Linked DNA regions of Homo sapiens: region 1 is linked to region 2. The links are chromatin loops, found by intact Hi-C in ENCODE. Cell type or tissue: dorsolateral prefrontal cortex. All regions are shown on one strand. Links, peaks and the distances in the headings refer to the core of each region. The heading gives the core; the rest is flanking DNA. Region 1 has its middle 14 kb from the start of LINC02633. Region 2 overlaps RASGEF1A (RasGEF domain family member 1A).

Region 1 (5,370 bases), core at 191-5,190, 53 kb before region 2:
TCTTATCCTTTCCGGTGTCTGTTAACACAACAAATAATTTTAAATAATCTAAGAGCTCATAAGCAAATCTTTATGCTTCTCAAATATTAAAAAGAAATAAAGATGGGAAAATCCTGAAACTACATCCAGCAGAGGAGAATGGACTGTAGTCGTGTCTGTGCTGGTTTGGAAGGGATCATGTCATCCCTAAGGGTAATTTGAGAACAAAATCAAGATTTCAATGAAAGCTGTTCCTCTACTCTGAATGTCTCTTTCCATGTCAACATTGGAGCACTGGGGTTTATGTAAGGAGCATTTCCTAAAGTTAATACCTGAAGGAAATTTATGAGGTCATCTCAATGTCTGAACATGTAGCATCACCATTTACAGTGTGGCAATTTCCACATCAGGTCTATGTGGTGAACATCTGAGAGAAACCTGAAACGCCACAGAGTGAAACATGTAATGTGGCTCTATGTTGGGAATTTAGGCGACTGACACTTTTTTCTACCTTTTAGTTTCTTTGTTTTTTCTAATTTCTACAATCAACAAGTATTACGTAACAGACACTAAAAAGGAAAATGAGAAGGAATTGGCAAAGGCCATCAACAGACAGCTCAGAGCTAGAAATGTGCATTTAGGCCTGGCGAGGGCTCAGCCTGTGATCCCAGCACCTTGGGAGGCTGAGGCGAGAGGATTGCCTGAGCCCAGGAGTTCAAGATCAGCCTGGGCAATATAGTGAGACCCCATCTCTACAAAAATATTGAAAAATTAGCCAAGCATGGTGGTGCATGCCTCTGGTCCCGGCTACTTGGGAGGCTGAGGGACCTCAGCCTTGAGCCCCTCCTGGGCACTTGAGCCCAGGAGGGAGAGGTTACAGCGAGTTGAGATCGCACCACTGGACTCCAGCCTGGGCATCAGAGCGAGACCCATTCTCAAAAAAAAAGGCCAGGGGCGGTGGCAGGTGCCTATAATTCCAGCTACTCAGGAGGCTGAGGCAGGAGAATTGCTTGAACTTGGGAGATGGAGGTTGCAGTGAGCCAAGATCACGCCACTGCACTCCAGCGTGTGTGACAGAGTGAGACTCTGTCTCAAAAAAAAAAAGAAAAGAAAAAACCAAAATACTGAAATTCTCTTTCTTCATTCTCAGAGGAATGGGTGTCTCTTTACATAATACCCAGGCTAAGAGACAGCACTGTGAGCCTGCTCATCGTAAGTATACATGAAACCTTCCCAGTGAGGCAGAGCACATACAGGGGTGAGAGACAAAGGGAGGGGCTTGAGAATTTGTAAAATTCTTTTTGTGGCAGAAAAGAAATAGACAACTGTTAAATTTATGAAACAAATACAAGTAAATAAATGTAAGTGTGGATCTTAAGGACAACCGCCATAAAAATAAACATAGTGCATTGCTGCTGGGCGCAGTGGCTCACACCTGTAATCCCAGCACTTTGGGAGGCTGAGGCAGGCGGATCACTTGAGGTCAAGAGTTCGAGACCAGCCCGGCCAACATGGCAAAACCCTGTCTCTACTGAAAATATAAAAATTAGTGGGGTATGATGGCTCATGCCTGTAATCCCAGCTACTCAGGTGGCTGAGGCACGAGAATCGCTTGAACCCAGGAGGTGGAGGTGGCAGTGAGCCAAGATCGTGCCACTGCACTCCAGCCTGGGTGACAGAGCAAGGCTCTGTCTCAAAAAAACCTACAAAAAAACCCAAAAAACCAGAGTACAGTGCTTTTAAAGTACCACAAAAAAGCCCTCAAAGCATGATCTATCTGGTGGATGCATGAAAGAAAAACAAAGAGACAAAACCTCTTTGCAAACTACATTTATAAGGGAACTTCCTTTTCTTGTTAAAGGTTATCTACCAAGACCTGCAACTGCCACATTTAAGACTTTAGGAGCATTCCGTTTAAAATCAAGCACGGGATCAGATGTGCACATCACTGTGCCATAGTTAGCCGCAGTTTGCAGGTGTTGTAATCATGTATGGAGAACACCTACCAAATGAAACAGCTGTCTCCTGCGTTTTGCTCTGGCATACCATGAGGCTCCCCCTTCATCGGGGACCCCTGCCCCTGTGGGCATGCCCAGGCTGGCTTTAGGAAAGGAGGTGGGACAGACTCAACACCGTGGTTGTTCCCACAGCAGGAAAGTGTTTGTTTCCACCTCCGTACCCTAGGGGATTCCTAGAGGCAGCATGAGAGGCAGAAAGATGAGCTCCAAACATCAGCTTTTCTATAGTTAATATGTGTTTAATACCCTTGGTGTCAGTACCTAAATAGCATACGTGTGTGTATCACACATTCTCCCTCTTTCTATGCATGCGCAAACACACTCCTTGACCAAAACAGGGCAAAACAGAATTGGAAAAGTGTCCACTCAGGACACTGCATGTTGTGGGCCGTTCCCTCTCTCAGGTTTTGCGTCACAGAGATTACTGGGAAACCACGTGCGCTGCTTGGGTCGGGAGGATGGGACCTTTGGATTCCATCCCATCCATGCAGTGAGCACACAGCCATGTGAAAGAAGCCTATTGTCAGTGAGCATATTGCTAAGAAAGAAGTGTTAACAGGCTAATTTATCATCCAAGCACAATTATTTGAGTAAACAAAATGTTAATCCATCAGGCCAATTGTGAGACTGAGATGTACAATTGCCAAAGAATTATTAAATAAGCCACATGTGACACATAAATACGAAAAAAAGATTGGAGTAGAACTTGGGAATGTCATAATTTCTAAATCAAAGATTAGTTCTCAATTGAAAAAATAAGAGGGAATGTAAGAGTTAAGCAGAAAGCAGAGTTTCCATTGTCAACTCTGTCCACCATGGGCATTTTAAACACGCAGATGCCCAGGGCCACACCTGGAGATGTCAGTGCAGGACAAGGGACTGGGCTGGGGAGCAGATGTCTCATGGTCTTTCCATTGAAAATAGTGACACAGAGCTGATATTTCCTTTCCTCTCCAGAATCAGATCTGAAGAGTATGACGATCTCCAGGTGCACAAGGGGAGGTGTGCTGACCAGGGCAGGGGAGGGCAGGTTCAGAATGGGCTGCAGGAAGAGGGGCATTCTGCCCCCCAAATTAAAACACCTCTTTTGCAAGTTCAGGAATGGGTGCAGCTGCCTTCTCTGAGAGGAAGAAATCAGTTGCAATTAAAAAAATATGCCACAGCATGGACACCCCTTTAAAAGGTCATGCTAAGTGAGAGAAGCCAAACGCAAAAGGCCACATATGATCTGATTCCATTTGCCTCAAGTGCTGAGAGAAGGACATCCACAGAGACGGAAAGTGGTGTCGCGATGGGGTCAGGGGCTGATGGAAGTGTCTGAAAACTGGATTGTGGTGAGCGTTGCTCAACTGCATGCATTAGCTAAAAATTATTGATTTACACCTAAAATGGATGAATTTTTTTTTTTTGAGACAGAGTTTCACTCTTGTTGCCCAGGCTGGAGTGCAATGGTGCTATCTCGGCTCACTACAACCTCCGCCTCCTGGGTTCAAGTGATTCTCCTGCCTCAGCCTCCCGAGTAGCTGGGATTACAGGCATGTGTCACCACGCCCGGCTAATTTTGTATTTTTAGTAGAGATGAGGTTTCTCCATGTTGGACAGGCTGGTCTTGAACTCCCAACCTCAGGTGATCCACCCGCCTTGGCTTCCCAAAGTGCTGGGATTACAGGCATGAGCCACTGTGCCCGGCCCAGTTTCTTTTCTTTTCTTTTTGAGATGGAGTTTCACTCTCATTGCCCAGGCTGGAGTGCAATGGCATGATTATTTGCTCACTGCAACCTCCACCTCCCAGGTTCAAGCGATTCTCCTGCCTCAGTCTCCCAAGTGGCTGGGATTACAGGCATGTGCCACCACACCCAGCTAATTTTGTATTTTCAGTAGAGATGGGGTTTCACCATATTGGCCAGGCTGGTCTCGAACTCCTAACCTCAGGTAATCCACCCGCCTCGGCCTCCCAAAGTACTGGGATTACAGGCGTGAGCCACCATGCCTGGCCAAAACTGGCGGAATTTTATGCGGGAGGGAGGTGAAGAAGCCCCCTCCCAGGAGCAGGTCAGGCGCAGGTGAGAAGTCCCAGCATGGCTGGCAGGGCCAGTGGGGAGGCTCCGTGGCCCAGCAGCTGGGTCTGCGGGGGGTTCTGCTGCCCCTTGACAGACCTTTCAGGAGGCTCAGCCTCGTCATCACCATAAGCTAGGGTGATGGCACTGCAGGCTGGCAGGCTACACTAGAGATGCAGCCCTCCTGGTGAGGAATGGGGTGACACCCTGCCCTCAACCAGGAGCAGAGGGCCCTGTCTGGGGGCTCCTAGTGTGGCCCCAGAGTGCCTAGGGGCCACAGAGTCCAGCAGCGTGTGGAGCCCATATGCACACTCAGCTTTCCTAGTGACAGGTGAAGCCAGCTGGACTTTCTGGGTCCAGCAGGTACTTGGATAACTTTTCTGTCTAGCTAGGAGGATTGCAAACGCACCAATGAGCACTCTGTAAAAACGCACCAATCAGCGCTCTGTGTCTAGCTAAAAGATTGTAAATGCACTAATCAGCACTCTGTAAAATGGACCAATCAGCACTCTGTAAAATGGACCATCAGCAGGATGTGGGCGGGGACAAATAAGGGAATACAAGCTGGCCACCCCTCCCAAACCTCTGCCTCAGCCTCCAGAGTAGCTGGGATCACAGGCATGTGCCACCATACCTGGCTAATATTTTTGTTGCTGTTGTAGAAATGGACTCTCCCTTTGTTGCCCAGACTGGTCTCAAACCCCTGGTCTCAAGTGATCCTCCCACCTCAGCCTCCCAAAGTGCTGAGATTACAGGTGTGAGCCACTGCGCTCAGCCATATAACAGTTATTAACCAGAAATTTCACATCCTTTTTTTTCTTACAAAGCATTCAAAATGCAGTGTGTATTTTACCCTCCAGCACATTTCCATTTGGGCCAGCCACGTTTCAAATGTCCATCAGCTGCCTGTGTCTCTTGGTCATGGTAGTGGACAGTTGTGGTGGTTCAGTCAGGCTGGTGGGAAAAATTTTAGTTATAATAGCTACAAACCTTCTTGGAAGGCCTCAGAGTTCGCATAACTTCAGTAATAAATCTGACTGAAGGCAGCCTAGTCCCCTTACCTTTAGTTAAATAAATTAGGGTAGAAACAAAGGAGTGTAGGGAGTTTATCTAACAAACTTGTTTAATCATGTGGTCTTAAGACTAACCTTTGTTATACTGAGGGTGCTTAATTGCTTTCTACTTGGGAGGTCCGCAATGTCAATTACCCTCTAGTGGTGTTGACTCAAGCCTTTGTCAATTAATCTTTACTGAATAAATGCGAGTCTCACTAGCTGTTCTGGCCGCAGTGGCAACTGTTTGCGGCACTTTGCATG
Region 2 (5,370 bases), core at 133-5,132:
AAGCCTGCTAGGCTCTCTGAGGCTCCCTGCTGGTGGTGCCCCTCGGCCCACCAAAACTGAGCTGCTCTCCTCGTCCCAAGGGGCCAGCCGCCTGCTGTGGCCTGCAGCTTTGCCCCAAGGAAATGCACTTGTCCTCTGGTGTCAAGCGCAGAGTGGCAGATGGCCCTGAGGTAGGTGGGGCACTGGGTTGGCCATGAAAGAGGAGGGCAGGTGGCATGGGGCAGGGGAAGTGGTGACCGAGGCTAGACTTCACCCTCCTGCTGCCATATTAGGAGGGGCGACTTCACCTTCCACAGCCCCCTCACCTCAGCCTCCTGAGAGGCCAGGCCAGCCATGGGGTCCTCCCGCTCACAGAATCCCTCACCTCAAGATGAGACACTCCATACCCACCCACTCAGATGATGGAGGCTGCAAAATTGAGTTAAACGAAACTGCGCCTCCCTATCTTTCAATGAAGAGTTGACTGGCGCAGGGTTCTGGGGGCTCCAGCAGGCAGACCTCCATGAGGGTACCCCTCCCCGAAGCTGTGAGCCACCTAGTATAGAGGCAGCTTTCGCCTGAGATCCTGAATGGGGAAGGAGTTCACCCCAGATGCCCACTGGAAACCTGCCCAGCCTAGTTGTTTTCTGAGCCTCCTGTAAATGTAACACTGGAGGCCCTCATGTCCTGGCCCAGGCAGCTGCCTTCCCCTGCCTCGCCCTGTCTGTCCTCTCCAGGCTGCAGCTGTCTGCCTCGGCCAGAGCACTGGCTGCCTGGATGGTGGGAGGAGTGTCTGTCAGTCCTAGGGGACACACCTTTCCCTGGCTAGTGGGGACAGCCATGCAGCCCTGTGGGAGCCCAGGGGAGAACCCCTGGCCTCAACCAGACATTATACAGCACATGTGAAAATGGTCAGTGCAGCATAATGCAGGGCCAGGGCTGGCTCTGGAGAATGTGAGTCCCAGGCCTGCTTTAGAATGGGGAGGGCACCGCTGACGGGACCCTGGACCCTGTTGTTGCCCATCGCTGTGTGCAGTCACTACCCCCTGGGGAGGCCCGGGGGAAGCGCAGGGCACTACGGGGTCTGAGAACATCCCCACCCTCCTAGGAAGGAGAATGTAGCTTGCTGGAACCTGCCTGCAGGCCAGATGGGACTGAGGTGTGGAGGAGAGGCCCCCAGGCGGCAGAGGCAGGCCCAGTCCCAGAATCCTGCCTCCTGGGCGGGACCTGTGCTCCTCCTTCCCCACCAAACACTGCATGGGTGGGACTCGCTGGGCAAGGCCCCATGTGGCTGATGAGCTGCCCACCTGGTGAGGGGTGTCTAGACACAAGTGGGCCCAGGGTGGGCATGCAAATCATCACCAGTGTGTCAGCGAGGCTTGGAGGGGTCAAGAGTCCTGCTGGTGCTGATAACGAGAAGTGGCCAGTCCAGGGTGTGAACCCAGGCCTCATGGCTCCTCCCTCTTGCTGTGACCTCTGGAGCCATGTGAGGGATTCTGCAAGGTGCTGCTCACCCTCACCCCCACCTGAGAGATGGACTCAGGCAGAACCATTGGAGAGTGGAAAGTTGACCTGGGGAGAGATGTCGGATCACAACCTCACCCACTGCAGGCCATGCACGCCAGGCATGGCCCAGACTCTGGGAGTGCAGACACAACCTAAAAATAGACAGAAATGAGCCTAATGATTCTGGAAGGAGGGAGAGGTGCCAGGAGGGAGCGATGAAGGCAGCCACCCTGGGAAGGCCAGGTTTGGGCAAAACCATGAAGGGAGGAAGGGGGTTTCCGGTTGTAGAGGAAACAGCTGGGCCCCAAGATGGACTCCTGCCGGCAACCAGGGAATGGCAAGAAAGTCGGGGAACAGAGGCCCGGGGTTTCATGCCACCTTCACGGCTCATCTGTGTCTGTGTGCAGATGGCGCGAGTGGGGGCACTGCTCTGTGGCTGTGGTGTGCGCTGGTCCACACCAGACACATCCTCAGCCCCAACGTGGAGAGAACCAGGGACGGGAGACTGTGTGGGGGAAGCGGCTGAGGTCCAGAGTCGCACTGAGTGTGCAGTGCCCTGGAAGCCGAGAGAGGTAGCCCATGCATTACAATGTGGGCAGGGATCCTGGAGAGGCCACTCTGGTCTGCGTATTTGACCTGCTGCACCTCACTTTCTTCACCCACCTCCCTTGGCTATTGATTCACCACCCCCTCCACCCCCAACCAGCCCTTTCTTTCCCTGAGGTTCCTGTTCCTGTTCTTCTTTCTGCCTGTGACAAGCCGCTCAGCCCTTGTCCCATCTCTGAGCACATGGTCCAGGGAGGACACAGCCAGTCACAGCCGGATCAAGAACCAAGCTCCGCACTGGCTGCCTGGATGCAGGCTGCTGTGTGTTCTGGGTAGGGGTTGGGGGACTCCAGCAGCACCTGCCGCACCTGCCCCCGCCTGGCTTGCCTTGTCCTGGCTCCAGGCCCCCTCAGCATCCTCACTCCACCTGTGGCTTGTGGGGCACAGTGTGGCCAGGACAGTCATTAGCATGGGCTCCCTAAAGTCAGTTCACTCTGGGTCCCCTGGGGGCCTCCTCCTGCACAGTGCTCCCCCTAGGCTGGGGATGGCCTCTGTCTAAACACTATGGTAGCTCTAGGGGGCAGGAGAGAGCAGTCAAGCTGAGAGGGCCTCCCTGATCACAGGCGTGCAGCTTTAGCATTGTTGGCAACCAGGGGAGGAAGGAGGGCATCGGAGAAGCCCAGACCACACTGCACCCCCACTCTAGACTGGTGCTCCTCTGGGGGAGTGGGGTGCCAGTGGGCAGACAGCGCCAGGAGCCAGCCCAGAGAAGCCAAGGGTGACAGGTGCCCAGGAATGGCCACACACCCACCACCTGGTGGTCCTGAGCCAACACTTGTGCCTACTCCCACCCCAGCACCCCCAGCCCTGGCTCCAGGGTTCCCCTGACATGGGAGTCTGGGTTTTGGTTTTAACTCTGGCCCTGACCAGTGTCCTGTGTCCTTGGACAGACACTTCCGGTTTCTGGCCTCAGTCTGTGCTGCTATGAAATGCCAGTGACACTCCTCACCTCCTCAGAGTGGTGGCTGCAGAGGGTACATGGCAGAGCTGTGATGTTCCTGTCCTGCTCCAGGTGCAGGCTCTGGGCAGGGCTGTGAGACAAGGAGTGAGGAGTGTGCCTGCCCCCAGAGCTTGCAGCCTAAGAGGAGGTGGGGGCAGCTGTCCCCAGCCTTTGGATGAGGGTGCAGCCCTGGGGCTGGGTCAGGACAGTGGTCAGCTCTCTCACCTCAGCCTGCCCCACTGTCCAGGATATCCTGGAGCCGTCCAGGCCCAGATGGCAGTGGGTGGGGCAGGAAGGAGCGATGCTGAGTGGGCAGCCTAGGCGGGCAGGGCTGGGCGGCTTGGCCTAGGTGGTGTGAGGGGCCTGGAGGGCGCTGGGGCCTGGGTGGGGCCGTGCAGCATAGTGACTTTGGGAGATTTCCTGGATCCTGCTGTCCTTCCTGCTGGGCATTCCCACTGCAGCCAAGCCCGACACCGGCTGGAGGGGCTGGGCTGGTGGGGCTGGACTCTGCCAGGCAGAGACCAGGTGGTGGCTGGGGCTTCCCGGAGGTGCTGGAAACCCCACACTTCCCGGTTTCCTCTCCAGATGCCTGGGAATGGGGAGCCTCTGCCCAGGAGGAAAGTCCCCAGTGTTCCCAGCCGAGTGTGTCAGGAGTGCGGGGATAGAGGGGCCTCCAGTGGGCCCTGGGGCTACCAGCTACACAAGGAGGTCCCAATGTCAGACCCAATGGAGTCACTGGTGTCATTGCTTGTGTGCCATAAAGGGACTGTCTCCTTTGTTCCCTCCCTTTAGTCAGGGATTATTCTGGGGACCCTAGGAGGAGCCCCTGCTTGGACCCCTGCTTGGAGCTCATCCCACAGAGACCCGTTTTACCTCTGAGCTACAGCAGCGGTTTCCATCCTTGCCTGTGACCACAGAGACTTGCTCAGGGAGCACAGCCTTATGGACTCCCAGCCCCCACCTAGCCCCCACCCAGCCTTCTGCCAGCAGCTGAGGCCCAGAGGCCGGGTGTCACTGCGCTGTGACCTGAGTGTGAAGGTGTCAGTTCCGGGCCCTGCAACAGTAGACCAGGTCCGGGGGCGGGGGTTAGCGGTGCAGCCGTGAGGCCCGAGGTGGAGAGGGCAGGCAGGACCAGCAGGAAGAGCACAGCCCACAGGGCTGGAAGGTCTGGGCCAGGCCCAAGGAGCTTGAAGGATAGGTGCCTGTTAGGAAACCCGTGCCCTCAGCAGGAGGGCCAGTGCCCCACCACACAGATCTAAGGGGGCAACAAGTGGAGGCCGCCAGCACTGGGGGGGTCTACCTACATGGCCCCTTGCAGCCCTCCATGGCCCCACAGCTGTCCTGGTGCCACTGGCACATTGCAGTTCCCAAGAGGACCCTGAAGGCCCCCTCTGTTTGTCTCCCGCCCTCCCTGAAGTGTCCTGGCTCCAGGGTTTCCTGCAGGGGATATTTTCCTGCAGCCCACTTCCTTGCACAGCTGGGGTCACAGAGCACAGCCCTGGTGGGAGGCCATCCACCGAGCACTGGGCCTGGCATGTGAGTCTCCGTCTGCCCTCTGTGGGCCTGAGGGTGGGGAGGATGGTGCCAGACCCCATGGGGAGGCAGGCCTGCCCCAGGCCCAGCTTAGGGGCACTGCCGGGTGAGCCCTAGAGGGGTCCTGCCCCTGTGGTCTGTGCCTGTGGCCAGCCGGCTGGTGCTCAAAGCAGGGTGGGCTGCCCCTGCCTCTTATTGCTGCTGCAAAAAAGTCCCACAGATGGAGCTGCTTCCGCACCACATGCTTCTTATCTCGGCCAGTAGGTCAGAGGCTGGGTCGGGTCTTAGGGGCTGAGGTCAAGGCGCTGGCCGGCCTGCCTCTTCGGAGGCTCCAGGCAGAATCGTGGTCACGCAGGTGTCTGTTGGTAGAATCTCATTCCTTGAGGTCCCCGTCCCCTGTGGGATGTTGGCCCCTGAGGGCCCCTAGAGCCCCCTCTGGGCCTTGTGTGAGGCTCCCTACAGCTCCGAGCCAGCCACAGGTGTTGGGTCCCCTGACGCCACCATCTCCCTGACCCTGTCTTGTCCTCACACTTTCTCTGACTGCAGCGGGGAAAGATTCTTCAACTTTAAGGACTTGTGAATACAATGGGCCCACCCAGGAGAATCTCCCAGCAGCCTTAAGAGCCTCTGCCTAATTACACCTACAGAGTCCCTTTTGCCGAATACGGGAACATTCCCAGGTTCTGGAGATCAGGCTGTGGGCATATTTGGGGGCCATACCCACTCTTGAGAGCCTAATCCCTCACATGAGGTGAGCAAGGCAGCCCTCCCCGGGGATTTGGGAGTTTACAGTCTGGGGAGCTACA

The links. Peaks named below come from ENCODE experiments on the same cell type or tissue, not always from the same donor. Only the 100,000 strongest peaks of a DNase experiment are listed, where the experiment ranks them.
Region 1: it touches region 2 in a loop (2.3-fold over the local background); 1 of 110 quality-filtered maps calls a loop at or near these places.

Annotation. Positions count from the first base shown.
Region 1 is chr10:43,306,237-43,311,606 of GRCh38, reverse strand. No RefSeq gene overlaps it. Among named protein-coding and RNA genes, the nearest start is that of LINC02633, 14 kb to the left of the region's middle. In dorsolateral prefrontal cortex, for the core only: no CTCF peak of the experiment used is centred there; a DNase peak (open chromatin) is centred at 2,436; H3K27ac peaks cover 1,868 bases.
Region 2 is chr10:43,253,270-43,258,639 of GRCh38, reverse strand. The region is part of intron 1 of RASGEF1A (RasGEF domain family member 1A); the gene reads left to right. Among named protein-coding and RNA genes, the nearest start is that of RASGEF1A, 11 kb to the left of the region's middle. RefSeq lists a silencer at 2,503-2,692. In dorsolateral prefrontal cortex, for the core only: a CTCF peak has its summit at 2,592; a DNase peak (open chromatin) is centred at 2,639.